2 separate regions of the Homo sapiens genome follow, and region 1 is linked to region 2. The links are chromatin loops, found by intact Hi-C in ENCODE. Cell type or tissue: GM12878. All regions are shown on one strand. Links, peaks and the distances in the headings refer to the core of each region. The heading gives the core; the rest is flanking DNA. Region 1 overlaps LRMDA (leucine rich melanocyte differentiation associated). Region 2 overlaps LRMDA (leucine rich melanocyte differentiation associated).

What was found. Hi-C counts contacts between places; a loop is a spot of excess contacts. Peaks named below come from ENCODE experiments on the same cell type or tissue, not always from the same donor. Only the 100,000 strongest peaks of a DNase experiment are listed, where the experiment ranks them.
Region 1: a loop joins it to region 2, with 2.8 times the contacts of the local background. A loop is called at or near these places in 1 of 110 quality-filtered maps.

What each region holds. Positions count from the first base shown.
Region 1 is chr10:75,765,914-75,782,471 of GRCh38, forward strand. All of the region lies in intron 2 of LRMDA (leucine rich melanocyte differentiation associated), which reads left to right. Among named protein-coding and RNA genes, the nearest start is that of MIR606, 220 kb to the left of the region's middle. RefSeq lists an enhancer at 8,858-9,152. In GM12878, for the core only: no CTCF peak of the experiment used is centred there; a DNase peak (open chromatin) is centred at 7,698.
Region 2 is chr10:75,606,772-75,623,329 of GRCh38, forward strand. All of the region lies in intron 2 of LRMDA (leucine rich melanocyte differentiation associated), which reads left to right. Among named protein-coding and RNA genes, the nearest start is that of MIR606, 63 kb to the left of the region's middle. In GM12878, for the core only: no CTCF peak of the experiment used is centred there; DNase peaks (open chromatin) are centred at 4,690, 5,330, 6,280, 6,960 and 2 weaker places; H3K27ac peaks cover 2,115 bases.

The sequences.
Region 1 (16,558 bases), core at 3,836-11,835, 160 kb after region 2:
TCCTGTGGGAAGCATGGAGTATGCAATCAGATAGACAGGAGGAGCGCTCAGAATCCGTTATGTGAGGCTGAGATGGTGAGGAGGGCGTGGAGAACAGTGGCTCTAGGTACTACACGCTATCCTAAAAAATGTCTGTTGGAAGGAGTGGCTTTTCTAAGTGCTTCAGGCTTCTGTACTGACCTTCGGCTGGACAGATTATTTGGAGGGTTGGGTGTTCACCTTAGGGAATATAGGCCACTTTCTTAGAAATATCACCAACTTACTTTTACAAAGTAAGTCCAGTGTAGGAAGTGATTTTATCTTATTCACCAAAGTGGCACAGAGTAGGTCCTCTATAAACAGGTGCTGCATTGAACTGACTTAACTCTCACTAGGATGTGGCTTTTCAGAGAGGAAGCATCTTGATCTGATGGGTTTGCTGGTCTGTCCCAGTGCTGTGGGCAGTGCTTGGTACATAATACATGCTCAAAAAGCATTAGTTGAAGGAGTGGAAGAATAAACCCCCAGAATGACATTTGGTAGACAGAGCTTCTCATTTCCCTCATGGCTTATGCATAGGAATGGCTTTCCACTGAGGTGGGCAATGAGAGGGATGTTTTTCTGCTTCTTCCTTCCGAACCCTTCCCTGGGATTTGCATGCTGTTCTTTTTTTCTTTTTCTTTCTTTCTTTTTTTAGATTTGCTAAAATATTGATTTATTTCCTGTTTTATTTTTTAAAAATTTTAAATTTTACTTTAAGTTCTGGGATACATGTGCTGAATGTGCAGGTTTGTTACATAGGCACACATGTGTCATGGTGGTTTGCTATACCTATCAACCCATCATCTAGGTTTTAAGCCCCGCATGCATTAGGTATTTGTCCTAATGCCCTCCCTCCCCTTTCCCCCATTCCAAGACGGGCCCCGGTGTGTGATGTTACCCTCCCTGTGTCCATGTGTTCTCCTTGTTCAACTCCCACTTATGAATGAGAACATGCAGTGTTTGGTTTTCTGTTCCTGTGTTAGTTTGCTGAGGATGATGGTTTCCAGCTTCATCCATGTCCCTTAAAAGGACATTAATTCATCCTTTTTTATGGCTGTATAATATTCCATGGTGTATATGTACCACGTTTTCTTTATCCAGTCTATTATTGATGGGCATTTGTGTTGGTTTCAAGTCTTTGCTATTGTAAATATTGCTGCAATAAACATATGTGTGCATGTATCTTTATAGTAGGATGATTTATAATCCTTTGGTTATATACCCAGCAATGGGATTGCTGGGTCAAATTGTATTTCTGGTTCTAGATCCTTGAGGAATGGCCACACTGTCTTCCACAATGCTAGAACTAATTTACACTCCTACCAACAGTGTAAAAGCATTCCTATTTCTCCACATCCTCACCAGCATCTGTTGTTTCCAGACTTTTTAATGATCACCATTCTAACTGGCGTGAGATAGTATCTCATTGTGGTTTTCATTTGCATTTCTCTAATGACCAGTGATGATGAGCTTTTTTTCATATGTTTGTTGGCTGCATAAGTTTTCTAATGCCTTGTTCCTGCTGTGTCTTGATTCCCACCTACCTGCTAATGCATCCTTGGAAGCTAACCTTTCTGATTTTTTTCCCTTGAGTGAAATTCCTGTCCATTTAATGGCAGTCTTAGTGCTGTCGGTGAAGACTGTCATTCATTCATCTGCTAATGTAAATTATGCCAGAAAACTTAACGTGATTTCTACTTCAAGGGATAATTTGAAATTTTAAAAAGCTATTTGATTAGAGTCTTCTGATATATATGACTTTGTGTCTTTGGTACTGATGGTAGGCTAAAAATGCCCCCCGAAAAGAGGTCAGGTCCTAACCCCTGGAACAGTAAGTGTTACCTAACCTGGCAATGTATTCGCAAATGTGATTAAGTTAACGATCTTGGGCTGGAAAGATTCTCTTGGAAGGTCCTAAATGTAATCACATAGATCCTTCTGAGAGAGGCAGAGGGAAATTTGACCGAGACATGGCAAAGAAAGTGATGTAAAGATAGACCAGATGTGAAGGGGCTGGCCTTGGAGACTGTGGTGATGCAGCCACAAGTCAAGGAATGCTGCAGGCAGCAGGAGCTGGAAAAGGCAAGGGTCAGATTGTCCCCTACAGCCTCTGGAGATAATATATTCCAGAGGCACTGATTTCAGACTTCTAGTCTCCAGGACTGTGGGGAAATGAATTTTTGTTGTTTTAAGCCACCAATTTTGTGCCCATTTGTTGTAACAGCCATGGGAATCCAGTACGGCACCTGATTGTCCTGGCACTGGCATCGTGGCACTCCCAGAAGTTGGATTGGCATTATTATTAGGCAGCCCATTCTCCTTCATTGATGGACTTTATGGGAAGGACCACTATAGGAGAGAAAAGGGACACATTATTGTAGAAATGTCCTTAGTAATTTCTTTGCTGTGCATTATCTATTTTATTCCCATAAGAACCTTGTACATCAGATGGGTAATAATCACCCCATGTTTATGGGTAAGGGAACTTTCAGGTTATAACTTAGTTAAGGAAAGAAAGCCAGCTGGTGAATACTGTAGTTGGGATTTGAATGTAAGTATTTCAGATCCTAGTGTAGTATTTTATTCTTTTCACTATGGTGTTATGTTTCATTTCAGCTCACTTACCATTTTCCGAGTCTCCAGGTAGCATCAGACACATTGGTATTTTTCTGGGTCTTGTTCCTTTTCTCCAAATGCGGTCTTTCAGTCCCAGCTTCTGTTATATTAATATACTTTGCTTAACCTGGAAAAGACTACTGTTACATCATGGCAGAGTACTTGACTCTGATAGCCAGGTGGCTCTTTGTGGTTCTTTAGTATAAAAAGTAACTGTGTTATATAGTACAATGGGATTGTATGTGAGTCTGTGTGTGTGACAGAGAGAGAATTGGAACAAATATAATTGAGGTGCAAAGTAAAAATGCTTTAGGATTGTTTTTGAATAACTAAATATAACTGGTCACCTAGACATCTCCTGTTTCAGACATCTAGCTTTTCTTGATTTGGCCAGGGCCTGCAATTCAGATGTGAGATATCAGTGTTGAAAGAGCACTTACTCCAAGGAGAAGTCAGACATAATGGGAGCTGGAACCCATCAGAGACGGGCAAAGTGTACATGTCCTATGAAGCCTGTGAGATTCGAGAGAGTGTTTTGATTTCAGAAATTGCAATCAGAGGTTTGCTTCAGCCTTCATGCTGTCAGATTGGAGAAGTTTAACTCTGAGGACAGCTACCGGAGACACACAAAATCACCATCTTTGTATGTGCAGTCTTTGTCACTTCCAGCAAGTTATAAAATTACATAAAAGGAGCCGAGTATGATACTATCACTTGGGTTGCCACAAGAAAAATCTTCCAAATCTGAGAATTATTAAGAAGTGTGAAAATCTCTTAATTGCAACATGTTCTACACTGCACAAAAAGACTATGTGGCCGAGAAAATTGGCAGTGTTCTGATGATCACATTTAACAGCTGGAATGCTCCTATTCAAACCACTTTTGTAGCAATAAGGCTAATAATTTTTTTGCAAACTGCTGTGATAGCCATAATTCTGTTTTGTTAAGATGTCTTGTTTCTATGTGTGAATGCAAACATACATACTTATTTTGGTCCATCATTATTATAAGTATGGTGGGGGTGGTGGTAAAGGTGTGTTAATTTATTTTATTTTTTTATATTTCATTCGTTTTCTCCCCTTATTTTTAAAATTTGTATCAAGTATCTGTTACCTTATTTTAAAAAAATTTTAACATATCAAAATTGGCTAAGCAACATTGTTATTTGTTTTCGATTGCTTATGCCAGGCATGGCATCCTCATTCCTGTTCTTGTCTTGTGTAGCCGCTTGATCAAGAACTGGCCAATATGGTGAAACCCCATCTCTACTAAAAATACAAATATCAGCTTGGCATGGTGGCACATGTCTGTAATCCCAGCTACTTGGGAAGCTGAGGCACGAGAATGGCTTGAACTGGCAAGGTGGAGGTTGCAGTGAGCCAAGAGTGCACCACTGCACTCCAGCCTGGATGACAGAGCTAGACTCTGTCTCAAAAAAAAATTATTTTAGGTTGGGTGTGATGGTTCAAGCTGGTAATCCCAGAACTTTGGGAGGCTGAGGCAGGAGGATCGCTGAGGAAGGAGGATCCTGGGAGTTTGAGACCAGCCTGGGCAAGATGGCAAGACACCATCTTTACAAAAAATAAAAAAATTAGCTGGACATGGTGGTACACACGTGTAGCCCCAGCTACTCTGAAGGCTGAGGCAGGAGGATCCCTTGTGCCTGGGAGTTTGAGGTGGCATTGAGTTCTGATCTCACCACTGCACTCCAGCCTGGGTGTCTGAGTGAGACCCTGTCTCTTAAAAAAGAATTAATTTAAAAACTTACAGTTGAAAAAGTTTCATGTATGGTGGTAATGGTTGCACAACAGTATGAATATACTTAATACTACTGAACTGCATACTTAAAAGTGGTTACTATGATACATTTTATGTAATATGTATTTCACCATAATTTTTAAAAAGTTGTATATGCACACAGTTAAAAATGCCAATAGCATTAAACAGTCAGCCAAAAGTAAGCCTTCTTCCCTATAGCAGTTCTTTTCCCAGAGGCCACCATCACTAACAGCTTCTTTTGTTGTCTTCCAGAAACTTTTTGTGAATATTCAAGCACAGAACTATATTTTGAAAGAATTGTGTAATTGGAAAATAAAACCATATTGGCCTTGTGGAGGCCGAGGGTGGGGTGGGGCAAGAGAATGATGGATGGAAGAGAGATGGGTGGGTGAAGTGAGGCTGCTGGTGACCAAGTTCTAATTCAGAACATTTGTGGAAACTCTCCTTGCTCGGGTCTCATGCCACGCTATTTCATCAAGGAATAGGAAGCTGAATTGGGAACTTGTGGGAAGCCAGGAGGAGAAAGTGAGTTCTATGGAGTTGTCATTTGCTGTAGTCCAGAGGGAGATAGCTGTGAGTAATGGGGTGAAGTTAAGCAGAGAGGAATTTAGGCTGGGAAAATCAGGACAAATTTCACAATGGGGCGAGTGTGTAGACGTGTCCGTGGGGAGGTAATAGACGCCTTGCCACTGGAGGGGCTGGAAATAAGACTTGACACAAAGCATGAGAAAATGGATGATAGGGAACTGTCCCTGGGGGTTGGTGTGGTGACCTTAATCAGGCTCTTCCCTGCCTAGCTCTGGATTCACTGATTCAGTCTCAAATGATCCAAGGGAGAGAAACAATTGCTTGGAAAATGGCCGTAGGGGATAATGGCTATTGACAGCAGATATTGGCTCACTCTACACAGGTTCACTCCCTCCCTCCTTCCCTCCTTCCTTCCATCCATGCATTTTTTTTTTTTATCTAGTCATCCATTTAGCCAAGAGTTCTTTAACACCTACTAAGTATATGTAGATTATTGAGGGCACTTTACATAGGCTAGTAAGAAAAGTCATTGCAAGAGAGGACATTTATGCTGAGGCGCGTGAATCAGAATGGAAAGACCTGGGGAGGAACATTCCCGAGAGAGGGCACTGCCCTTGCCAGTGCTGCAAAGTGTGAAAAAGCCTGGCGAGTTTGAGGACCAGAGGAGGTCAGTGTGGCTGGTGAGTGAGAGGGGTGATGAGGCTGAAAGAGCTTTAAGGTGAGGTTGAAGTCAGGAAGCAGGAGCCAGGTTGGTCAGGGCCTGGTGGGCTCTGCTTAGGAGTTGGAATTTTGCTCTGAGAGAGATGAGATTTGAGTATGGATCTTGGATGGCCTTCTGTTTCTGCTTTCAGACTTTCCTTATACCTTCCAGTTCCTACTTTTTGAGAATCAGGTGTGGCAGTCAGACAGAGGTGGGGGGGTTTTGTGAAGAAGGGTGTGGCACAGGGCTTGAATCACCAGGTGTGGGAAAGGCAGGTTGGGCAAGAAGCTGAGACTGGGAGAGGGATTCAGCCCGTCTTGCAGCTCTGTGGTTGCTTCAGGTGGTCAGAGTTTTCAGGGGGAGGCCCATGGTAGGAAGGCAATTAGTACTGGAAAAGATCAGCTAAAGCAAAGCAACTTACATGGAAAGCAGTATGTAATAGTAAATCTAGAAAAAAAAAGTTTGGAATTTAATCTTGCAAGCTGAAACCCAAAAGGATAAAAATATTTGGTATCAAAAACATTTTCAGTTGTAGCTGCAGCTATGCTCTAATTCTCAGAAAAGCAATTCAACTATTAATTTAATTTTTCTCCATAAGTGTTAATGACAGAATTACACGCTGGCACCATATATCTTTTACTTCATGTTTGCTTTTATTGTGCAATCATTAAAGTTGTTTATTTTTGTAAAATTAGGACTTTATCAATTTTATGAGGGCCTTTCTTAATCCTTCAGTATTTAAGTCAGTCTTATAAAATGTTGTTATTGACTTGATTTTTGCTTTTTCAGTTGGCCTAAGGGCATAGGATCAATGGTTTTGGGTGTAATTTGAGCATTTCTCTGTCACTTCAGTTGAGTTCGTGAAACGCCACATCTTTTGCAGAAGTTTCGGTTTCATTTTGCAGTTGCTTTGCACCAGAGGCTTATGTAACATTTGACCATCAGATGGGCCTAAATTGTTGATACAAGGATCAGGGATGAATGCTACTTGGAAGAGAAGTTTGAGTGGGAACCGGTCAATTCGCTAATGAATAGTTATGATGACTTTGTTTCCTTATGCAAATTCAAAACTGAAAGTGCTCGAATAGCAAATATTTGGGTAATGAGGTTCTTCCCTATTAAAATGTAAGTACCTAAAGTGCGTCTTGCTGTGGAAGGGCCCAAAAGGTACAAAATGTACTGGCTTTCAATATCCTGTCATTTCTAGTTAGGTTTAGGTATATATTGGTCATTTGCAGGACTAGAGCACATTTCATAGCCAGAGTGCCCTGCCCCTCAGGGCACTATTCTTATTTTTTGGGGGGGGTGGGATGGGGGGGGGCAGATTAATCAGGGATGTATGGATCATCCCAGCTTGCCCTGGGAAGCTTCTTGGAATTTGGGTGTACACCTTCTGAAAGTGAATGGATTTGAGTAAAATTTAAGAAAAATACAAAAGAAAAAGGAAAGCTCTCCATCTTGTTAAAATAAATTTGTTCAGAAAAGTATCGTGAATGTCTATATTCATTCCACTGCGACCTTGCCACTGTTGACATTTTAGGTAGAAAATTGTTTGTTATGGGGGACTGTCTCATATGTTGAAGGATGTATCACAGCATCCCTAGCTTCTACTCACTAGGTACCAGTAACACATCCTTTGTGACAATTAAAAATGTCTCCAGACATTGCCAAATGTCCCTCTGGGTCAAAGTCACCCCTGGTTGAGAACCACTGATCTCAGGTTAGCACAGAGAGGCTGCAATGGAAAGATTGTAGTATGTTAACTAGGTGAAGGGATTGACCACTCCCAGTTCTGAGCAATTTGATGGGTTCTTAAAGAAAGCACAGCCCTTGGAGCTGGGGAAGGAAGTTTGTGACTCATGGTGGTGAATCTAGGGGGTTCCTGTGTGGGTCCAGTGGAGCAGGTCTGGTGAGAGGGGACACTGGGAGCCCCAGAACTCCGAGCCCCTGGGGGACGCCAATGAAGCTGTCTATGAGAAACATGTGGGAAGAGGGAGACAGATGAATGATGAATGTTTTCCACGTCCTTGAGTTGTGGGTCACCTGAGGTCTAGGCCTGCGGTGAGGCCACTCACTCATTTCAGCTCACACTTCGCCCAGTGAGTAATATTTGTTCCAGCCTTTGGGTCACTGTTTACTCTGCCTCCCCTCTTGTCAGTTCCCTCTGGCCTTCTTTATATCTTTCTGAATATGAGTCAGTCTTCAAGATCCAGCTGAAATTCTAGCTCCTAATGGAGCTTCCTCAACTATCCTGGCCCACGTTGAGTTCTTCCTGCTCTAATGCTCACATTACTTACCAGAGCTTTTATTTGGGCATTTAATCAAAGGTAGTTGTGTTTCATTATATTCACATCTTGTGTGTTTCTCATGTCCTCACTGAGTCTGTAAGTTCCTTTAAGGCTTAGTCTGTATCATTCTTTTAATCCGCCATGATACACAGCATAGTATGAGTACATGGTAGGTGTTCAGTACATGCTAAGTGAATCAGAGTAAATGGAAGTCAGTCTTCTTGCTCATCCTCTCAGTGTCATTTATGTCTTCCAGATCCTCTCCACACACTCCAGCCCTATTTCTTTAAATAGTTTAAGGAGACAGCACATTGTTTGACAGTTCTGCAAACATAAAAAATAATTTATCTCACACTTAATTTTTATCTGAAGACAAGTTTAATATTTTCAAGCATTACATTTTTATTTTTAAGTTCTTACATCCTTTTTGTTTCTCTTAATGTCATTTTGGCTTCAAAGGGTATAATTTTGAAATTATGAGTACTGTAGGACTTGTTAGTATTTCTTCTTTGTGTGTATAATGTTTCAAGAACTGTTGATGGCTAAATGTCATTTTTATACTTTTTGGATTCATAACAGTTCAGTTAAATTCAAAAATAATTAATAATATTATGTATCTTAGAAATAGCTGTCATGTATCTGGTGGATATGACATATTGTTAGATATTTTAAGTTAAAAGTTCTGTATGCAGGCCAAGTTGAGAACGATGAGGAGCAGACTGTTTTATAGACAAGCAGAAGGATATAGTAGATTTATGACAAAGCATATTACCATAATGTAACCATGCTTGGAAAACTGTGTGGCTTCTCAACTCAAAAAATAAACTAGTGATCAGTAGCCTATCTCAAACACTTTTTTTTTTGCTTTATTTATATCTGGTTTCATTCTGAAAACAGCAAGACAACTGACAAGTTAAATAAGATATTACCACTAAATAACAACGTACCCACGGCAGTTTTCCCAGATCCTTGAGGGCAGCTTAGACATATTGGCTCTTTGATTTTTAGAACTTAAGCAGGGATGAAAGCTCTCCATAAAGGGTCATTGTTTCCAAAATGGAGCTTTCCAGGCTGGAAGGAAACAAGGCTTTCAAGAATGATATCAGCGGTGGGAGGTGTGGGGGAGGATCCCCTGGCCTAGCCTCAGTCGGGAAGTGGTTTATCTACATTCACTTAGCTCTGTCCTAGTCAATTGAAACCAACTGGCCATTAACTTTTCCTTCACAGAAGTGGATTGTTCTTCCACTGTAGATTTTGTGGGGCCTTCCTGAGAGGGGCCTATCAAGAAGGTTAGGCCTGTCCACACAAGGATTCTCCATGTTATTTTTATAGGAAGAGGTCAGATTTAGCCTTTGCAATTCTTTTGGTCTGACTCAAACAAGCATTGGAGATTTTCCTCTTATAAATCTGTTTTTTTGAGATGGGGTCTTGCTATGTTGCCCAGGCTGGAGTGTAACAGCTATTCATAGGTGCAACCACAGCACACTACAGCCTCAAACTCCTGAGCTCAAGCAATCCTCTTGCATCAACCTCTCCAGTAGCTGGGACTACAGGCATGCACAACTGTGCCCGGCTTCCTTTTATAAATAGGTTTTCAGCTTGCAAAGAAATGAGCGACAGCTTATTGCATTGATTCTAACAGTGTTGTATCCTCAGGTATTGGAAAATTCCACTAGTGGTCAACATAATGGGTCATGATGTCCCATGTGGGGACTTAACCACAGTCAGTATGATCCTGGTCCAGTGGTCCCCCGAACATGTGTGAGTCATATGTAATGAGGATGTAAGCAGCTCTTGTGCGTGGGGAAACCTCCCACATCCCACTGAGGAGTCTCTGTTTGAGCTACTCCAAAGGAATCTCTTGGTGGCTCCACAGAGCAGTCTTCTTGTTCCCACCTCAATTCTTATGGCATTGTCCAAGGTAGCAATGTTCCTGGCTGTCTTTTCACAGTCTTACTTTCAAGGAGCTCCAAAACCTCTAGAGATCTCCAGCGTAGAGGTAGACCTGGAAACATGACAAGTGCAGGCCTTGGGGATGCTGACTTAAGATTCTGAGGCAGAAGAAAAGTGTAGAGAGCACACTCCTCTGTTTGCCTCAGACCTGGGGGCCAGGACACTGAGCCTGCTATGAATACCCAGCTTGAGGAGTTTAGTTAGCAAACCATGAGGCTACTATAATTTGCTTTAATATCTGCCTCTTTCCCTTTGCTGTTGATATTAATTAACCTTACCCCAAACTCAAGGAGAAGCAGAGAAGAAGCTATTTACAACTTCCTTTATTATTGATCAACTCAGAACCACATTCATTCAGTGCCACTTAGATGCTGAACACTGAGGAAAGCATTGTGGACCAATGATGGAGAAAGCCTTTTACAACTGCTGCTATTGCTGCTTTTTCTCTCGAGAACTTGAGAATTTGGGTCCTGGAAGAACTCACAGAGATGATTCAGTCCAGTAGTTCGCAAGGTTCTAGAAATCATCTGGGGGCATATTGGAGGAAGAAGGGACCCTGATCCACTCTCAGAAACCACTAGGTTTTCCTGTACTATTTGTTGGACTTGATTTGGAAAAAGAGTTCTGCATGCCAACATAAGCTTGAAATGCAGCCTTCTTATTTTACAAAGGGGGAAACTGAGGTTCATGGGCCAGAAGGAACTTAAGATGGAAATTTGGGGATTATTTCCCATTCCATGTTTGGCTGTATCCCTGTAATATTTTCAGTGCTATTTTGGGATTCATATTTGTATCAGTTACCAGAGATTGGTTCCCCTAAGTAAATCAATTGGACACTATTAGCAAGGGAATTGCATGCTGTACATTTTACCCTGTCTTAGAGAGAAGAAAAGTTCCTATCTCCTGTTTGCATATCTTTTATGAAAACAATTTAAACCGCACCTGTTTAAACCTTTCCACAGAAATGTCTGAAAGGTAAACAGTTGGTTTTGGAGCAGCTATAACGTGGCATTGTTTAACATGGCAGCTCACTGATGGTTGTCTTTAATTATGGCCGTGCTGTCAACCCCTGAAGTCCCTGCTCTTTGTTGTAGATCCGATATGACGTTTGAGGTTTTCAAAGCTGCAGAGATGAAAGAATCAACAGTCAAATATTGCTCATTCTGATATGCTTAAGGAGCGAGGAGGGGGCATTGCCCATGAGGGCTGCAGAGCCGGGGAGGGAAAGCTGGTGCCCTCTGCTTTTGATGGCAACCTTGAGTGGGGAGCCGGGTTTACTCTGTTTGTAAGGGAGCAGGGCCAAGGCTGGGGGAGACGGAAATGATTTATTCAGTGATGGTAAACAAGTGCAGAGTACAGGCTGCCGAGCTGTGCAGGGCTGGTGGGAAAGCTGGCTGTCTCTTGCCCCCAGCAGTTTGAACATTAAAGATGTGAAGCTCAAAGCAGACCCAACAAGGCTTTCTGGAACCTCCCCCAGCCCCTTCCATTTCCTTTGTCTTCAATCTCCCAGAGCTGTGTGTCTCTGGGCCATCACATACTGCTGCTATTCAGGGTGTTAATTGTGGGTTGGTCCCATCTCAGACCAAAGGTAGCCTTTTGGGGGCTGCTTCAGTCTGGCTCCTGTTATTGCTAACATGGGTTGCCACTAGCTCTTTTCTCAGACAGAGCTGTCCCATGGCATCTGTGCCTGGCAGAGCAGTCTCCTGCTTCTGCAACAAGCTGCTTTTGTTGAAGGGCTATGTCTTCAGAATCTGTTTAGGTGTGTGAGCCACCTCTGCTGGGTACCCTCCTGACTGGGGACCTACTTTTTCACTTCACTCCCAGCTCCCACTTGAGAGGCATTGTGGTCTAGCGGTTAAGAGTGCTGGCCTTAGCCAGGCTGCCGGGATCTGAATCCTGGTCTTGCCACTCACTAGTTCTGTGATTTGGGGCAGGTTTCTCTGGGTTTGTTTCCTCCTTGTAAGATGGTAGTAACAGTGGAACACATGTTGTGGTCATGATGAAGGCTATGTGACTTAATATATAGGATAGTGTCCAGCACAAAGCAGGTGCTATAAATATATATTTATATATAACACAGATAGTGAATAGTTATATATAATGCACATATATGCTATATGATGTATAATGTATAATTTATATATTCACACAATTATAAGAGTAAGTTTAACTGGCCCAGCAGGGGAGGGAACAGTAAACACACTATAATCTGATTCATTTCTGGGGAGATCCACCCTAGCCCCAGAGTAGAGATGAATCTTCCCTCTTGTCCATCTATTTCTTTCTTTCTTTTTTTTGAGACAGGGTCTCACTCTGTCACCTAGGCTGGAGTACAGTGACGTGATCTTGGCTCACTGCAACCTCTGCCTCCTGGGTTCTGGTGATTCTCCTGCCTCAGCCCCCTGAGTAGGTGGGACTACAGGTGCACGCCACCATGCCCAGATAATTTTTGTATTTTTAGTAGGGACGGGGTTCCACCATGTTGGCCAAGATGATCTCGAACTCCTGGCCTCAAGTGATCCTCTGACCTCATCCTCCCAAAGTGCTGGGATTACAGACATGAGCCACCATGCCTGGCCTTGTCCGTCTATTTTTTAAGTATTTCAACTTCTGCCACCTTCCCCCTGCTCTGTGAGTATTCCTAGCTCACTGATACTTGCCCGTTAATTGTGAACATCCATGTTATTGGAGGCCAGATCCTGTCTTAATCATGGAAACTTTTCATTCTCTGCTTTCTCTGTAGTCAATCAATGAGGATGGGGGAGGCACCTGTGGTCAGCTTGGCATGGTGCTGCCTGCTGTGGGGTTTACAGAAGTAGGATCAGACATAACTCCTACCTTTAGAGAACTTTCAATGAAACTGGAAAATCAAAATGAACTCTCATGAAATATTTAAGAGCAACACTCACCTGGTTAAAGAGATTAGTCAGTTTATTCACTATCTTGTCACTATTTCCAAGGAATAGACTAGCAGTATCTAAAAGGATGAACTAGAGAAAAGGCAGAAGTGCTTTCTGCCTTGGAGAGGGTTGAGACCAGTGCTGAAGGTCATGGTTTCACAAGAACTTAGCTATTACCTTGGGCCAGAAGGGAAGGGATCCAAGTAGGAATAAATTGGCCTATTTGTAGGAATAAGGGAAGTTCACATTTATCTGGGAATGACTGTGATCAGAGCACCCAGCTAGATGTATGTCTAGTATCATTTAATCCTCCCAGCTAGCCTCTGGAATAGGTGGTATTAAATGGTTCTTTTGTAAAGGTAGGAGAGCTAGGGTTCTGTGATAATAAGTAATATTTTAAAGTATCATAGCCATTAAGTTTGCAGAGCTGAGAAATTTTTACACAAGTCAGCATGACTCTAAAATCTTGTGCTCTTTTCACTTCTGTAAGAAAGGGACACTAGCTACTGTTTTTCTCATTTCAGTTTTGGATGAATTAAGCTAGAAAACATTTATATTTGACCCCTTTTGCCCCTCTCCCCCACCCCAATAAAAGCAAGAAATAACTACCATTGGCCACCACATTCTCCTCTGGGACCAGTAGAGAAAACAGTGATATTATCAGCAAAAGCCTAATTACACTACCCAGGAAAAACAAGAAACCTCCCAAAGTCATGTCCAAGCCAAGCAAAGCTCTGGGAGAAATTCCTGGGACATTCAGCAAGAGCAACCTAAAAGGGCTTTTGAGCAGAAATTGAAGCCAAATAAAAATACTGCATGCTAGCCCTGGGCCCATAAACAGTACTGGAATTGCAGAGCTAGGGCATCATGCTTGGAGTGGTAGCCAAGCCAGGCTAGGCTCTGCTGTTGTAACAAATTAACCCTGAAATCTCAGTGGCTTAACACCACAAGGCTTCGTTTCTTGCTCACCTTATAGGCCCAGTGAGGGTTGGTGTTGAGGGAGCCTGGCTTCTTGTAGTGACTCAGGGATCTGGCTGGATGAAGGCTCTGGCATCTTGTGGCTGTACCTTCTGGATCATGAGACCTCCAAGGTTGCATGGGAGGGGGAGTGAATTGAATAGTGACCCCCCCAGCCCTACAAATTTATGTCTACCTGGAACCTAAGAGTGTGACCTGATTTGGAAATAGATTCTTTGCAGATATAGTTACTTAAGGATCTCGAGATGAAATCATACTGGATTTAGAGTGGACCCTAGATCCAAAAACTGGTGACTTTGTAAGAGAAAGGAGGAGATCTAGACACAGAGACACACAGAGGGAAGAAGGCCATATGAAGATAGGAAGAGATTGGAGTGATGCTGTGGCAAGATGGTTAAGCCGGAGCCACCAGGAATTGGAAGAGCCAGGGAGAGATTCTCCCCTAGGGCCTTTGGAGGGGATGTGACCCTACTGACACTGGATTTTAGATTCCTTGTACCCATAAAAGTGAAAGAATAAATTTCTGTTGTTTTAAGTCATTGCATTTATTGTCATGGCTATAGTAGCTAGTATGGGAGATCTATACTGTGAAGTGACTCACATCCCTTTTTTGCTATATTGACTAGAACTCAAACCAACTGTGAGGGAGAATGTCAAATGTTGCCATCTGTGTGCCCAGGAGAAGGAGAGTGAAACAGGATTTGGTGAACACATGTTCACCCTTGTACTTTGGGTACAGTACCAAGAGTAAGGGATAGAGACCTGGAATATAGATCTCCCTGCTGACAGAGATGCTTTCAGGAGCCATCAGGGAGACCACAGGATCACTGCAGGTCAAAGCAGGACAGCAATAGCTGGAGGACATGGCTCTGAAGGTGAATGTGAGCTATCCATAGTTGACATCAGAGTCCATAGAAATGCAAGAGGAGGGTCAAGCAAAAAAGCAAGAACCCACCCCAACAGACTGGGGATGACATGCAGGTTCTGAGGCCAAACAAGAAGGCACAAGTACTAGGGCCAGTGGGGTCTCATTGCCCCTCACTGGGCAGCTGCTCAGAGGTTGCTTGAGAGCAGGCGAGTCTCCCTGGCTCCCCTTCCTGGGAGTGTGTCAGGATAGTTTTGCTCATCTGTGTGTCTCCAGTTGCTAGCACTGTGTGGGTACCCAGCAAGTGTTGTTGTGTCCTGCCTTTCATCAGGGGCATGTTTGAAACCATAGGCTGTATGATAGCAATTTCAAGCTCAAACTTGCCATTACCTAAAGGAATAAGTCTTAACTCTTTAGTATGATTGGAACTTCCCCCTTGTCCCTGCCAGAGCATGGTGATCTGTCTTGAGCCTCCATGCCTTTGCACCTGGCATCCTCTTTCTCCGAAGTGACCCACTCTTCCTTTTCCACCTTGTGAAGACTTGCCTTGATATCACTGTAGCAGAATCTTCCCTGATTGCCCCAGGTAGTCATACCTTTCCTCATTGACCTCCTCATTGGCCTTTGTATTTAACTTATATGGTGCAGCAATATTGAAATCATTTCTTTATTTTTCTGTTTGCCTCACTTGACTGAATTTTGCATTTTTCATTCACCTCTTTGTCCCAGTGCCTGGCTCATAATAACCTCCGATACATTTTTGTTATAGAAGAAACATCATTTCTCCCAGGGACTCCTTTCAGACAGCTGCAGAAACAACCACTAGTAGTTCTCAGGAATGGAGATGATATTATGATTATTGACTAATTAATTGGTTATTGATTTATTATTCACCATGAGAAATATAGATGGGAGAAATAAATGAGGAAAAAGATCAAAATGGGTTAGAGTATACCGTTTGTGGAGAACAACAATAACAACAGCAAACATTTCTGTATTGATTTAAGATTTATAAAGTGCTTTAATGCGAACATTATCTTATTTGTTCTCATTGTAACACAGTGAGGGAAGCGAGGCTATAACTGTAAATCTTTTTGCTGATACCCCTCATGGATGATTCGATTCACATGCAAACTAGTGAGCAAAGAGGAGAAGAGGAGAAGAAAGGAGGAAAAAAGAGGTTTAGGTAAGGGAAAGTTGCTTTATTTAGTTTCTATTCTTTAATATTCATAACTAATTCTGCGAGGTCAATCTCACCACTCCCATTTTGCAGATGAGATCACAGAGAATTGAGGTGGTAACTTGTTTCAAATCCCCCAGCTGATGAGTAGTAGAGATTGGATTCACACCCAGGTTTTCTCTCTCTCTGAAGCCCTGGTCACCTGTTTGGCCCTGGGGTGATGGGGAGAAGGTTCTGGCTGTGTCTTGGCTATCTCCTGCCTCTCCCTCTGTGGGGAATGTGTTCGAGGATCACAGCTACAGCTTTTCGGATACCCTTTCCTTTGTGAAGCATGTGAGAACCAACATTGCATCTCGGCAAGATTTAAAAGGAATTGTTGATGACCTGCTGAGGTATTTTCATTTTGTTCCTGGAAATGATTAATCTTGAGGCTTTGTGATGGCCTTTGTCACAAATAGCCTTCCTTAATCCATAATTTTCTCACTTTCCTTTAAGGTAATATTTTGCATTTAAGAAATAAAAACAAGCAAAATAATCCTGCTGTGAGGATATGAATGCAGTGTTTGTGTGTGGGGGTGTGTGTGTGTGATGCTGACCAAGGTCTAAATTCACCTGAAATGAATTAGAAAAACCACCTTTTTAAAATAAGTTCAGTTTGTCTTTTTTGCTAACTCTATTTGTCAATCTTACCTCTTCCTTTTATTATTATTTTTTCTTCTTCCTCTTTAGCAGATGGGATGGAATATTTCT
Region 2 (16,558 bases), core at 3,017-11,016:
TACAAACAGATCTGAGGGTATTTTTATGTCTGTATCTCTATTTCTGGGGGCAAGGGACAGTGTTGCCATCCATTAAACATTTATTGTATTAGCAACCTCTGGCCATCCCTGCTAATGGAGGGAAAGGATGTTATGATAATCCAAAATAGCACAAAGTTCCCAGTTTTAACAATTTGATTTGGCAGTGCATTACAATAAAATCCCATGAATTCAACCTAATTAGGAAGGAGGCCAGTTTGGATTAGTGAAGCCCAAATGATATTTTATGGAAAATTGATTTTGTAGCTTCCAAATTTATGCAGCCACTTGAATTAGATATCAAAGTCTACAATAGAAATTCCCGGAACAGTTTTAATGACTAGTTAAAAATACTTGGCATTTTATTACAAAATGTTAGAGAAATGGTTACTTCCAAAGTGATCAAGACATTTCAGAACAGTCCTCTTGAGTTTTAACTATCTTCTGAAAGTCTTTCCTATCTTGTATTTATGAACAAGGCCTTTCTTGACATACGATAGGAAAGTAAATGCTTGTTAAAATTTCTTCAAATTTCTAGTCTGTTAGATTCGAATGAATAAAATTGACCTACATGATATTTTCCCCTCAGCAGATTTGTTGTCTTAATTCTGTTATGTTAAAGCTACTACAGATGGGAAGCCATTTCATGTAATACTGTATTTCTTTGGATGTTCTTATATTGAACTATATTTTTCTATTGATACAGGTGATAATTTTGTAGTGCTCTAATTTATAGTGGGCCCTTCCACTTTTAGTTTTTAACACATGATTTTCTCAGGTCCTAACCTTCTTTTCCTCCACATTTAATTATCTGTAAACAAATGCTAAAGCATTACAGATGAGCATCTTTTTCTTTTTAAGGGAGAATCACTGCCTTGTTTTGGTTTTGTAACAACAGCACTGTCTTCATTCCTCATGTGCAAGCAAGTGAGGTGACTTAGTGATTTCCAAATGACTGGCTGCACTGGAACCACCCAAGGAACTTTAAAAAATTGTGATTCCTAGGCCCCACTCCTGGAGATTTTGATTCAGTGGTTTTTTTTTTTTTTTTTTTTTTTTTGGAGCCCAAGATTTTCTATTTTTAACCAGCTCTCTGGTTGCTTCTGTTAGGTATCCAAACATGAAGTGGTTGCCTGGAGTGGTTAAAAATCCATTGTCCATATCCTAGCTATTGTGAATAATGCTGCCATGAGCATGGGAGTGCAGATATCTCTTTGAGATACTGATTTTATTTCCATCAGATATATACCCAGATAACCAAGAGAGGGAAACAACCTAAGTGTCCATTGATGGATGACTGGATCAAAAATTGTAGTGTGTGTATATATATATATATATATACACACACATACACAAAGCAATATTATTCCACCTTAAAAAAAGAAGGGTGTCCTGCCATTTGCAACATGGATGAACCTGGAGAACATGGTGACATAAACCAGACTTAGAAGACTACTGCATGATCTCACTTATATGTGGAATCTAAAATAGTCAACCACATAGAAGCAGAGACTAGAATGGTTGTTACCAGGGGATGGGGGGCCAGGGAAATGGGAAGGTTGTTGGTCAAAGGGTACAAAGTTTCAGTTATGTAGGATGTAATAAGTTCTGGAGACCTAAATGTACAGCATGTGACTATAGTTAATAATATACCACTGTATACTAGGAATTTGCTAAGAGAGTAGATCTTAAGTGTTCCCACCACACACAAAAAATGGTAACTATGTGAAGAGAAGACTACATTAATTAGTTTGACTATAATGTTCAGTTCACTAATGTACATGTATATTAAAGCATCATGTTGTATACCTTAAATATATATAAATTGTATATATTGACAATAACAAAACCCAAGAGCCATACAAGGCCACAAGTTTATTTTGCATCTGCTATACACAGATCCAGAGTTGGTTAGTTTGGGAAGCAGTGGTATATTGTGAGCCTGCAACTGTGAAGTGGGGGGCATAACCCTTTAAGTGAGGATAAGGCTGATGAGTCAGATCATGTTTGCACTTCACACCAGGGTCTAGCTCCTCTCTGTTCACTGTTTCTTCCAAAGAATCCCTTTTTGGTTACTGTCTCTGCCTGGGTCACCTGTCTTGATCAAGGGCCACATTCCAAGCCTTGGTCTCCAGAGAACTTCAACACGACCAACAGTTTGTCTGGTGCAGTGACCCTTCACTATACTCACTCTCGTCACCTGCACGTACTCTCAAAGAGTGTACATCTTCTCATCAGCTCTCCCTAGTTTGTTCACGGGCCACAATGGAGCTTGCACAGCACCTAACTGAACACTAGCTGCCCTTGAGGTCATTAGCATTCAGGGTTGTGCTAGCATGCAGCCAGCACTCTCTAGGTTGGGAGGTGGGGTTAGAATCAAGGAATCAAGCCCAAAGTATTAGAAACAGGAGGCTCCAAAGAAAAACTCCCTGAGGAGGCTTGGTATGAAGCTTTGAGGCCGCTGCTTGGAAATGGGCTTTGTAAAGACACCCACACCCACACTGTTAATTTGTAGGGCTGTTCATGAGTGAAGTGTCAAGTACTGGGGTTCTTGTCAATGGCAATTAATTGGAACTTAAAACTCTAGTTTTTGAAAGTGACGTTTAAGAAATAATCACCAATGAGCTTCATTTGAACAATATCTGTGGCCATACCATTGTCCATTGGCCTTCCTAGTGGTCAATCTCTGCTCTCCAGCACCTACTTCTAGAAGGAGTAAATGTGGCATCTTGGGCGAATTCAGCATCTTTCCCCTTTTAAGAAAATTGATTAAGTTGATGTAAGCATTTCATTTTCTTAAAAAGTTGCAAAATTAGAATAAAATACTTTGCCAGGTGGTAAGCATTGTGGACAGGTGTAGTGCATTGGAAGGAGCCCTAGCCTGGGCGAGCTGAGAAGCCCTGAGTGTGTGCTATGATGAGTCTTGCAATTACAGAGCATGATGTGAGCCTCAGGTGGAACCAGGCTGCGATATGCGTGCTCTGTGTGGTCCTGTTGTGGGAGCAGGCATCCACAGTCACCCTTTTTGCCCAGAAGGTCTTCAGTAGGCAGGGATGTAGTCTCCCTAGTGAGAAGAAGAGGCTGTTAGACTTTATTGGCCCAATAAGGGAAAGAATGCCCAGTCTCCAGGACTTGGCCCAAGTGTGGCACATCCCAAAGATCTCAGACCTACACTAGAAGCTTTTCTAGGTGGAGTGTATAGTATATTCTAGGACTGCAAAATCCTGCTAACTTGGACAAACTGGGTAAATTACAGCTTCCGAACTGGTGAACATACTTAATTTTTTAAAAAAGAAATACAGCTTTATCACTTAAAAAATTGTGATAGGATACATGTAACATAAAATTTGCCATTGTAACCATTTGAAAGTGCCATGATTCAGTGGCATTTAGTACATTCACAAGGTGGTGCAACTGTCACCACTATTTAGTTCCAGCTTTATCACTTTTAAGTATAGAAAATATTTTGAAATAACTGGCAAATTCTTTCTATTGAGAAGTAGTCCTCATTAATACTCATGTAGACACAGACACACACCACACCTCCCACATCCCTCACCACAAACACACACCCCACACACATCATACACCCCCACATACAACATACACACCATTCCTCCTCATACTTCCCTACACCCCACATGTACACACAGCACTCCCTGACACCACATAGACAAACACATACCACACCCCCACATACACACACACACCACACATACACTCATGTATGTAAATATACAAAGTACAGTATATTAATTTTATAGTCTCATCGTGGCCAGAAGGACCTTAGAGAGTCTCTGTCCAACTCCATGGATGAGGGAACTGTGATCATGGCCAGAGACTTTATGGGACTGGCCCATGTTCGGGTGGCAGAGGCAGGCCCAGGTTCCCCAGTCCTGACACAATGTATTTTCTTTAATGTCTTTATAATAGGCAATACATGTTCCCTAAAATGTATTGTTGAACTGAAACCTTTAAGAATCATTTATTCTCTTTGTATGAATGTTTTTCCCTCAAGTCTTGTTTACATTGTGAGCTTTCATAGCAAACCCTTTCTTTGGCCCAACGTAGGCTAAATTTTACCGCAAATTCCAAATGATGGGAGTCGTAAATTTTTCTTTTTCCTGAGTTGGCCTTGTTCTGGTGGAAACTTAATGTGTGTGGAGTAATGAACTATTCTGCTGAGGGGAGGTGGACTTGGGTGACAGCATGCCTCTACTCTTACAGGGTTTGGGGTGGTATGAGGTTGGGGACAGGGAAGGCTGCTGCAGAGGCTGGAGCTGGTGGGGCACTCAGACAGGGGGAGCACAGGGTGAGAGGGGCAAGGACCCCTAGAGAGAAGCCCTGCCTCTTTGGTGTCCTTTGGAGGCAGAAGGTAGGCATTAGGAGTGATGATCTGGACAGGTCCTGTGTAGCTGGGCGTTTGTGGAGGCAAGTGCAGCCCTGATCTACTCTCAGTTGTTGGACAATGGCATGGGCTTGTAAAGTCGATCTGTGAGCAGGACCTTGATCGGAGTCCACAGTGGGTGTGTAGCTGCCAGTGCTTGACTCTGGTTTCATTTCCTTTTTATTGTAATAAAATTTACCATTCAAACTATTTTTAAGTGTACAGCTCTGTGGCATTACCCGCATTCACATTGCTGTGTAACCGTTACAACCATCCATCTCCAGAACTGTTTTCATCTTCTCAAGCCAAAACTCCATACCCATTAAATAGCCACTTGCTATTTCCCCACTCCCCTCCTCCCCTCAGCCCCAGGCAGCCTCCATTCCACTTCCTGTCTCTGTGAGTTTGACTACTCTAAGTTATCTCATATGAATGGATGCATACAGGACTTTTGTCCTTTTGTGACTGGCTTACTTCTGTTTTCTTAACATGACTTTATCAGCAGCTAGCCCATACAGTGCTTCTGGGAGAAGTAGAGAAATGTGCTCCCCTTCTCTGGGTGGATGTAACCCCTGGCCAGAAATTGAGCTTGGCAAGCACAGTATAGGTTGGATTTCAGTCTCCACCTGTCCTTTTGGCCAAATGCCGTCAGCTAGTGCACAACCTGAACAACTGTTCGACTTGGTCCTGTGTATCAGGCCTGCAAAAGGAGATTTCCTCTTGCCCTGGAGCCCCTGGCTGGGTGTCCTCCCTGTTGATACTTTTTTGGTCCCCTTCTCCTATTCCCCAGTTCCCTCTGCTGCCTTAAGGTTCAGTTTTGTTGATTTGCCCCAGACTGGGACCTCCAGAGAATAAAAGGCCAACAGAAAAGGTGAATGGGGTTTCTAGAACAATATAACTCATTCAAATGCCATTTAGTGTGGGCTAGGTACGAATGACTTATGTGGATTAGATTTCCTTTGGAAATACCCAGGGGGTTAAAAATTAAGAGGAGAAGTGTGTAGAAAAATAAGTGCGAGGTTTTACTTATGCAGTGCCTTTGAAGACTAGTTGAAATATTTAGCAAACTGAAAATGCAGCTGGTTGAATGTGCTCTGAACCGTGCTGGGCCCTTTAGCCTACCTCTTTTAATAAACTAGTGGCTGAATTGAAAGCAATCTAGGCAATAATGAATATTCTTATAAATCTCTCTGGTTGAGAAACTCTAAAAATATAGCCAGATCCCAAGCAGTACCTATTTCCTCTTAATTCTACTATAATACTTGAATGATCTTTTATAAGACATTAAACTTTAATTGATGCCATTTTACTAAGCAGATTTTAAAAGCAGCAATGTCAGTAATTGAACTGATCAAGATGACTTTTGTTTATTATGTATGATGTGGAAAGAGGCTTTTATAAAATGTTATTTTTGTTCTGATTTCCAAAGAGTTTGCTTATTTATTTACTTATTTTATTTATATATTTATATATTTGTATATATAAATATATAAAAATATATTTTTGAGTAGTGGATTTAGAGAGGCAATAGTGTGGATAAGAACTGATAAGCACAGATTTTCATGCCCTCTCACTGTGAAAGTATTAGAGAAAATATTGATGCAGAACAAGGAAAAAACTGTGTAAAATAAAGTGTAAAATGAAAAAAAAAACCTGGGTAAAATAATCTAGTGGAGACATTTTTCAAAGTATTAACTTTGGTGGGGAAAAAAAAATGGAAGGTTGAGATTTTGCTCATGTCAAAAGACTTGGCCCAGCCTTTCAACTTTGCTATTGCTTTCGTTGGTTTGCTGTGCTAAGAGCATTACTCAAACGTATGCTATTGTGGTTGAACTTCTTCTTTATCCTTCCTTCTTTTGACGTTCCTGGGCAAGGCTGTCTTCACTCAGGACAGGCATGTTACACAGTGGGGAAAACTGTAGACTTGAAAACCTTGCCAATTTTTTTTTTTTTGTAGCAGTTAACTGTGGCTCAGGATTAAACAGTAAGAGCACTATCTGGCTTTCTTCCTCTTTTCTTCCACAATCCCCCCCACTTCCTCCTGAGTTTGGTCATTAGTTTTGCTGCCTTTGGAGTTTTAAAAAGTTGGATTGTTTCTCTGTTATAAAAATAACACATACATCAGACTTGCAGATAGCTACTAGCCAAGAAAAGAGGCATTTTAGGGGCAGTGAGGGATAGGGGTGGAGACCAGGCAATGAGTGGTGTCCTAAGAAACGGAGAGGATGGAGGGGAACATTGTTGTGTGGACTGGTACACTTAAAATATTTATGGATCAGACAGTATCTCTAAATCTCTGTCCTCCTTATCTGCACATCACTCTCGCTTTTTTCATCCCTACCCCTGGGGCAGCTGTCTCATTTTCTAGGTAAAGAAAACCAAGAGGATTCTGCAGCACCTTTAGGTGTGATTGCTAATGGTATGGTGTTTGCAGAGTTCTCCAGGTTTCATCTTGTTTTTTCACAAAAACAAGATTTCTTATGCAAAATGGGTCACCAAACAATTTCTCCAGAGCAACAGCCAGTGTTTCGTGCAGGGGAGATGTTAGCAAACCACTGACATATGGATGTGATCTCTGTTACTTTGACCAGATTCGGTTTCTACAGAGTACGTGAGAAGGGAAGATAAATTTTGTCCTAGTAATACTATAGCGACTCATAAATAAATGGTTACCCTTTGGTGCTTGCAGTTTTCATTAAAGCCGCCTGAGCTTTGTTATTGACACCATAGGTTGCCTATTCAGGGAAATGCAGTAAAATTTATCAGTATGCTTTCTGCACCTAATAAATCATCCAAACAGGGAACCATATGGCAGATAAGACCTTGAAAATGTGGCTTCAGCATGTGAGGAGTCAAGTTGCTGAAATCTTGAATGATTACAGCCTGCACATTTTCTCCTGGAATATCTTATAGTTATTTTACATGCCATTTTCTTGTTCACCCTATCACCCCTTTGTCTCTCTCCCTCTCTCGTTCTTTCTCACTCTTCCCTCTCTTACTTTCCTCTAGCACCATCCTTTTCTGGCCATTCTTTCTCACTCTTTGTTTTTCTTTTGGGTGGAGGTCTGGCTGTGATTTCAGCTTTAAAATAAGCATCCAGAGCAGATAAGACGTTTTTATAATGCCTTGCTGGTAGGAGGAAGAGGGGCAGGGAGGAGCAGAGACTGACGGGAAGGGATGATGTATGTGGCGGCTGTGTCCCCACTCTCCTCCAGCCCATTGTCATTAATCACGGCCATTAGTTTTTTTCAGAGCTGCCTTGTCTGCACAGTGCCTCAGAAAAGCCATTGTTTTTTCATGCCACAGACTAGGGAAGAAAAGGGAAGAAAGAAACCCCAGTACTCTTTTTCTCCCCTCTCATTCTGCCTCCAGAATCTCCCTGCTCTCCTGCTATCTCTCTGCTCCTCTATCCCAGCCCAACTTCCTTTCCTCTTCCTAGAAGGGATGGTGGAGAGGAGAGGGGGCACTTCAGTCCCTGTGTTTATATATTTATCTGACAACACAACATGGGCACACAGTTGTGATGCATGCACTGAATAATAGCTGTGTTACTCATGATGCACTGTTTAATATACAAGGAGGTTTTGTGGATATCAGTGGTGTTTGTTTTTTTTTTTTCCTTCTCTTTTGGAATCCTGGACTGGATATCCTTGTTATAACCTGAGGACACCAGCAAGATAGGAGGCATGTGCCCATTGTGGAACATCTGTGTTCAGTGGCTGGAAAAGAGGAGGCTGGCTTCTCCCTGGGGAGATGGAGTTAGGTGCTCACCAAGCCTAGACCATGTCTTGGGGACTCCCTCACTGCTAAGTGGGGCATTTCAAGAACAGCCATGGCTTATGATCAGTTGACTCTGCCCAGTCAACTTGGGTGACTCTTGGTGTTTAACGAAGGATGTGGCCATTGTCCTTTCTCTCATCTCTGCTAATTAAAGACTTGGGCTTGAGGAAAGAGACCTTGAAGACTGCAGTGGTTTTCTAGCTCTCAATGACAAATCATAACTGAGTCATTATGTGTGATATCTGACTGCTCAAGATACTAATGTCTTTAAAAATACCCATAGTGTTTTGTAAAATGTGACAGCCAACATCAAAACAAGACCACATACAGGTTGAGTAGCCCTTATCCAAAGTGCTTGGGACCAGAAGTGTTTTTGATTTTTAATTTATTTTTGATTTTGGAATGTTTGCATTATACTTACCAGTTGAGCATCCCTAATGTGAAAATCCGAAATCCAAAATGCTCCAATAAACATTTCTTTTGAGCATCAAATTGGTGCTCAAAAATTTTTGGATTTTAGGGTATTTCAGATTTGGGTTTTTCAGATTAGGAATACTCAACCTGATGAAAAGTCTGTATGACAGCTGCATTTAAAAGGAAAAAATCCTTAATTACTCCCAGATATGAGCACAATTATTTGAACTAGAATCCCTAAATATTGTTGAGTAGAGTACTTATTCTAATGGAAATATGGCTGTGATATGCTATTAATACATCCATTGAATAGTCATGGTATTGGAAAAAACATTAATGAGCAAGGAACCAGGAGAGCAGAGTTAATGGTCCTTTGACTTCAAGGCTGTGTAACCTTAGTCAAATTACTTTATGTCTCTGAACTCCATTTCCTTCTGTCAGATGAGATGGTTGGCTTTGGATCAGTGTTTCCCAAAGTGCCGGATAATGGGTGTCACAGGAAATGATTTTAGGCAGTATACTGAATGGACTTTTAAAATTTGTGTTTGTTAAATAATGTTGGCTATCGATTTATGACTGTGACTTTCATATTTTAATTTCTGAATTAATAGGTATATTAGTCTGTTCTCATGATGCTAATAAAGAAATACCAGAGACTGTTTCTTTAATTTATAAAGGAAAAGAGGCTTAATGGACTCAGAGTTCCACATGGGTGGGGAGGGCTCACAGTCATGGCGGAAGGCAAAGGGGATATAAGACACGTCTTACATGGCAGCAGGCAAGGCAGGCTGTGCAGGGGAACTCCCATTTACAAAATCATCAGATTTTATGAGACTTATTCACTACCATGAGAACAGTAATAGTAGCAGTAGCAGCAGTAGCAGCAGCAGCAGCAGCAGCAGCAGCAGCAGCAGTAGTAGTAGTAGTGGTGGTGGTGGTGTTTATTTGATTCAATTATCTCCACCTGGCTCCGCCCTTGACATATGGGGATTATTGCAATTCAAGGTGAGAGTTGGGTGGGGACATAGCCAAACCATATCAACAGGAAAAGTAAATCAATTAAAGGAAAAAATATTAAGTACATAATAGTACAGCTGCTATAGAGATATGGCAAAAATTGTGATGTGGTACCCAGATGACCAAAAATTGTTAATCTCCACCCCAGATAATTGGAGTCTATGAGTTAAATGGTATGCCTGGTATGTACATAGAGCTTCTCTTAGAACTTTAAACATGTTTTGTATTATCTTCTTTACTATGTTTGACTATTTTCTGATAATACAGCAAAGCTAATTTCAGTGTAGGTTGTGTCTGAGTTATCTCAAAATTTGGTTTTATGCAATCTTTATGAAGACAGTTGTATATATGTGAATCAGTAGCTTTGTAGCATGACATTGGTGAAATCTGAACACCTGACCCATAGTGCTAAGACTCCATAGAGCACTTCTTGTATGGTTTGATTTGAAGGGATTTAGAAAGGCTAGAATATATCACCAGATTCTCTCTGCCAGGGTGTCTGAAATTCCTGTTTTCCTCTTTGCAGTTTCAGTGGTTTCAAATAGAAAATGTATTTACTAGTAAGTGGAAGTAGACTATCATAAAGACAAAACCTTAAAGTCACTGGCTAGGGATGACCTAAGTTGGCCTCAGTGCTTGGGAACCACTGGATTAAGGTCCAGATGGTTTCTATGAAAGTGTGCATTTGGGAAAAAGGCACTCTGTAGCTTTAGCAGCTATTGTGGCCTTGGCTGGAGCTACTTTATCAGATAAACTGTAGTCACCTCCAAGGCGTATGTGCATTTAGATATGAGGCATTCAGGTAAGATCCAGATCTTGGACAGTTCTGGATGGGACAGTGCAATGGGAATGAGAAGCCCAGGGAGGCCCAAGTGGCAGCATAAGGGCACATAGGGACGGCTGCCAAGGTTTCCCATTTACAACCTCTAAGTGGAAGGAGTGTGCTCTTATCATTTAGCAAATGGCTGGTTGGGAGTACATGGTGGCAGCTTGTGTCTCACTCTTATTGGGAGAATTTGGCCAACTCAGAATGTTTGAGTGTCCCCTTCTATGTTAAGTCGTTTTGTAAATCTGCACTCTGATGAAGTAATTTGTATTCTCAGTGCACTGCTTTTATTATGCTGCTCTCCTTCTCATGAAACATTCAGTGGCTCCCACCGACTAGTAGAACCAAGTAATCTTTTTAGTTTGGCACTCACTGCTCCCCTCTGTCTTTTCTTTCTGGACTTCTCTCTTGCTACTTCTCTGTCTACACACTCTGCTCCAGCCAAACCATTGCATCACCTCACAGTCACAACTTGTTCTTGCTCATTTTTCAGGACTGCTCCATCTCCCTGGATTGCCCCATGGGTTCCTTTCTCCCTCAGTCTTTTGCAGTTCTTGAGGTCAAGCACCATTTCTGTTTCCTCCATAAAGCCTCACACCACAATCTATCCATGTCTGAGCCTCTGCTCCTTTGGAAGAGAAGTCACTAGGGTGGAGTAAGCAGTAGGAGACCTGGCGCTACAGAAGACTGACCTTGGGCAAATCAACCTCGCTAGGCCTTTGTCGCCTTGGCTAGAAGATGAGAACTTTGAGAATAAACATCTTTCCTCTCTCCTAGGAAGACAGGATGAAGTGATGAATGTAGAGAAGCTTTGTGAATATCAACACACTGTACTCATCTAAGGGATATTCTTTGGGAATTAATCATAGACTGACTTGAAACTGCTCTTGTATTGCTGTCTTATGATGCAGTTCACCTGCTGTATTGTTGTTTAACATTTTTCTGCATCTGTCCTGACTCTAAGTTGGCATTTTCTTCTCTTTGTAAGTAATTACAGACTTATGAAGATGCTATTCATTACAAAATAACACTGTAAAAGTGATGGAAAAATTTACTTCCAACATCCATTCTCTTTAGTTCTTTCTTTTCTTACTTTTTTCCTCATAGTAAGCACCTATCCTTATGTAGTTGTCTTTACCAGACTCTCTCTCTCTCTCTCTCTCTCTCTCTATATATATATATATATATATATATCAGACTATATATATATCAACTATATATGTATACCAACTATATATATAAACTATATATATATCAACCATATATATATTAACTATATATATATCAACCATATATATTATATATATATATATATATTTGACTCTTGAACAATGTGGGGGTCAGGGGCACTGACTCCCCTGTGTAGTCACATCTAATAAAATTAACATAAACTTTGACTCAAAACCTAACTACTAATAGCCTAATTTTGACCAGAAGCCTTACCAATAACATAAACAGTAGATTAACATATATTTTGTATATATATTATATACTGTGTTCTTATAAATAGTAAGCTAGAAAAAAGAAATTAAGGAAATCATAAGGAAGAGAAAATTATTTACTCTTTTTTTTTTTTTTTTGAGATGGAATTTCACTCTTGTTGCCCTGGCTGGAGTGCAATGGCATGATCTTGGCTTACTGCAACCTTTGCCTTTGCCTCCCAGGTTCAAGCAATTCTCCTGCCTCAGCCTCCCAAGTAGCTGGGACTACAGGTGCGTGCCACCACTCCTGGCTAATTTTTTATTTTTTATTTTTTTGTATTTTTAGTAGAGACGGGGTTTCACCGTGTTAGCCAGGTTGGTCTTGATCTCCTGACCTCGTGATCTGCCCACCTCGGCCTCCCAAAGTGCTGGGATTACAGGTGTAAGCCACTGCACCCGGCCGAAAATATATTTACTCTTAAGTGGAAGTAGACTGTCATGAAGGTCTTTATCCTTGTCATCTTCACATTGAGTAGGCTGAGGAGAAGGAGGAGGAAGAGGAGGTCTTGGTGTTTCAGGGGTGGCAGAGGTGGAAGAAAATCCATGTACAAGTGGACCCATGAAGTTGAAACCCATGTTGTTCAAGGGTCAACTGTATGTATGTCTATACCCCCTATCCTGTTGTCCTGTTTAGAGTACTGTTCCTTTGTGTATCTGCTGGATACTCTCAAGGGGAAGCTACCTGCAGATCTTAGGGAAATTTCCCTCCCAGAGTTTGTCATTCATAGCCCGTGAGTAGGTTTGCAGTACACACTGCTGATTTTAATCAGTGTCAGCAGTTGTAGTTCATTGCTATGTTAGAGGATACATGCTCTAGGGTGAAGGGCAAACACACAAAGCCCCAAAGGTTCTATTTTTGGGCTGAGACTGAGAGAAAAATACCCATGGTGTAGTGTTCATCTCCCAACCTGTATTTCTAGCTCATTTTCTCTGAACGTTTCTTCAGCATCGCAGTCTCTCTCTTCTGAAGATGATCCCATCCTACACACTGGCTCACTGTGAGACAGCAACTCTCCTTGAAGTACAAGCTGTGGGGAGGCAGCGTTTACTTCAGGGTTTGGTAGATCTGGGTTTACAGTTGGCCTCTGCAAACTGTACTCTGGTCATAGCCAGACTGCACTCTGGTCATAGCCGTGTGACCCTTGTGTGCAAATTGCTTAATTTCAGTCTTAGTGTCCTCATCTGTAAATGTAGCAGTGTATGTTCAAGGGCCTAGCACAGTGCATTCAGTCATTTTATGATGCTCAATTTCTTATCTTTCTTTAGTCATGCTTGGTCCTAAAAGCATTAGCCCAGCTTTCCTACCATGTTGTGTCATCCACACTCATCTTGGGTGCAGAGTCTGCTACCAAGGCAGCCAGCAAGAGTCCTGGGCAAGCACACTGCGAACAGGCCCTCCAAAATGCACAGCCTGAGAGTGCACACTGCCTGCTCCCTGGAAGGACAGTTGGAACATTCACAGACCAGGCCTGGTCATGTTTTCATCAGGGAGGCCAGTCCCTTTTTAGCTTACTTTAATCTTGATTAACAGTATCAGAAAAGCAAAATATTGAAAGAGATGTACCTGTTATGGAATAAAAGTTGTACAATTCAGGCATGTATGCAAAAACTGAACACACTTTCATTTAAAATTTGTGATGTAGACAGAACATTTCATTAAAAAATATCAGCCTTGATAACCTAGGTGTATGTAGATAGGTCTCAGGTTTAGGAGCTGGCTGATTGTTATTGGTTCTGCTGTGGGTTTTGGCTGGGGGTTGGGCTTCTACAGCAGTCATTTTAGGTTAGTATTATTTCATGTGCCCTAATGCATGATCCTGGTTGTGCAGAAGTGGTTCTTGGAGGTTGATGCCTTGTGATCTCACTCCTCTGGTCTTTGGTATATACAGTCTTGCTCACTTTGAATGGACTTCCCTTTCCTTTTAAGCAATGTGACTTGTCACACTCCATCACTCCAATTTTGACTTGCTTTTCAAGACCTGGTTCAAATCCATCTTCTTTGTAAATTCTTCCCTAAGTGCCCCATCTTAGTGACTGTGAGTTACTCCTGTAATAATGGCAGGGTGGGTATTACATTTGGCAATTAATTCTTATGACTTTGTGGTCTCTATTCTATTGCCATTTTGTTTTTGCTTTTTTAATTTTTAACTTTTTTATTTCAATAGGTTTTTGGCCAACAGGTGGTGTTTTGTTACATGAATAAGTTCTTTGGTGGTGATTTCTGAGATTTTGGTGCACACATCACCTGAACAGTGTACACTGTGCCCAGTGTGTAGTCTTTTATCCCTCACCGCCTTCACCATTTCCCCCGTGTCCCCAAAGTCTAATGTATCATTCTTATGCCTTTGTGTCCTCGTAGCTTAGCTCCCACATATGAGTGAGAACATACGATGTTTGGTTTTCCATTCCTGAGTTACTTCACTTAGAATAATAGTCTCCAATTCCATCCAGGTTGCTGCAAATACCATTATTTCGTTCCTTTTTATGGCTGAGTAGTATTCCATTACACACACACACACACACACACACACCCACACACCCACACACACACCACATTTTCTTTATCCACTCATTGATTGATGGGCATTTGGGCTGGTTCTGTATTTTTGCAGTTGCAAATTGTGCTGCTTCCTATTGCTATTTTGAACTTCACTTTGGACTTTGTGGTTATCCTTTTCCACACATGTGTGTGCCTGCCTTTGTACTTCTTTCTCCACAAAGTCTCATGCAGTGCTCAGCACAGAGTAGGTAATCAAAAAATATTCTGTTGGTGGATTGGAATGAATGACTTTTTCCTCCCCATTCTCAGTCTCCCAGGAAGCTATTCCTTTTCCATTCCTGGATAAGCTACTGTGCCCAGTGTTGCTTCGTGTGTCCCTTGGCAGTCACTGGGCACATACCAGAGAATTGCCGTCTCCTGGTGGTGGAAACAGGTCTGTGGGGAGCAAGAGGGGGAGGCCTATGAACCACTGGTGTTTATATGTCCTGGGCACAGCAGTTCATCCAGACAATTCTTGGGTTTGTGAGCTCTCTGAGCCACCTTTGAGCGTGGCTTAGACTTTGACTGTATTAGATTGAGGGGACACTGCTCTGAGGTTCTGCTGGGACCCTGATCTGATGTGGTCTCTCCCAGGTTCCATAGAACAAGTCTGGGCTGTCTCTAGTAGAAAGATAAAATGAGGAAGATGAAGGTGTGGGCTATTATTCTTCTGAGCAGATTGAGTGTTACTTGCTGATTTTCGACTCTCTCTGCCTCTCACCACTATAACTGTGAAGGGGTTTTAGCCATTTCTCTGAAACACATAATCCGGGGGCCTCAGTATCTTTAAATGCATAAATCAAATAGTGACTTGATAGTGTTGGCAATTGCCTACAGCTCAGGCGCAATTCACCTGCTTTGGGTTTATACAGTGAATAAATTGGCTGAAAAGGTAGCTGTGTGTATGCATACATGTGTGCATTTAATTTTTTTAGGGGAATGTATTTAGAGATGATGGTATAAGAAGAGAGAAGATTCTTAAGGCATTTTCTGTGAAGTTGAAAATAAATTCAGACATAGACAAAGATGGGGGAAATATGAAATTAATGGTGTTTTATAATGAATTAAGAACAGTGAAAAAATATGATACCCCAAAGATAAGAGGATCAAGACAGATCAGATGTCCATGTGCACAAAATGGTGTGTGTGTGTGTAATTATCTTCTTTCTCCTATTTCCTCCAATCCCCCTTTTGAGCAGGCATCTGGGCCATTGTGCATGTAGCCTTATCTACCGTTTTTACTTTCTGCAAAGTCATATGTTTTTAGCTGTGATTGCAGTCACTACCAAGTAGCTCACCTTGTCTTGAGTAATGAGAATAAACAACTGGTCACTGCATTGACCACTGAAACTAATAAAGATATATAGTGCTGGGCTGGCTTAGGGAGTCACAGACGCATTCTTAAACTCTATGTGACATTTATACCAAAGGAACATGATTCCAAACTCACTCACTGCTTACCCATTCTGAGAAAGAACAAACTATTTGACTGATGGTTTGCTAAATTTAATATGCTTAGCAAGTAAAATTATTGCCTACTCTAATGCTGTGTAATTATTAAGATACACTGCTTTTAAAAATACCAAGTGAATAATATTGATTTAGTGAACTGCTATTTAGAAAAATGCCAGCAAAGGAGGAATATTTTATTTTAGCTGCCTTAGAGCTGTAATGGGTCTGGGCTGAGATATGCATGTGGAAATAAATTATGTACAAGGTAAACTATTTTGTTATACAGTACCCATAATATTAATTAAGCCGTAATTTTACCAACAATGCTTTAATTTAACAAATAAACAGGAATCATCTGTACCATTCTTTCAAATATATAACTCTGGGGCCATAATAAAACATGCTGAAGCACCTGCAGTTAATTGTAAAGCAAACAGTGAGACTAGCAACTTTAAAGGGTAATTGTAATTTATAATTTATTTATTTGATTTATGCTGGATATAATTACTGTTATAATGCATTATTATTTTCAGTCCAGCATTAGATCTATCTGATTCCAATTTAACACAGGCAGCCTGGCAGAGCTTTCTTCGTGGGCCCCTTGAAAGTGGGCTCTGCTCCCCTCCCTTTCCTGGAATGGGAGC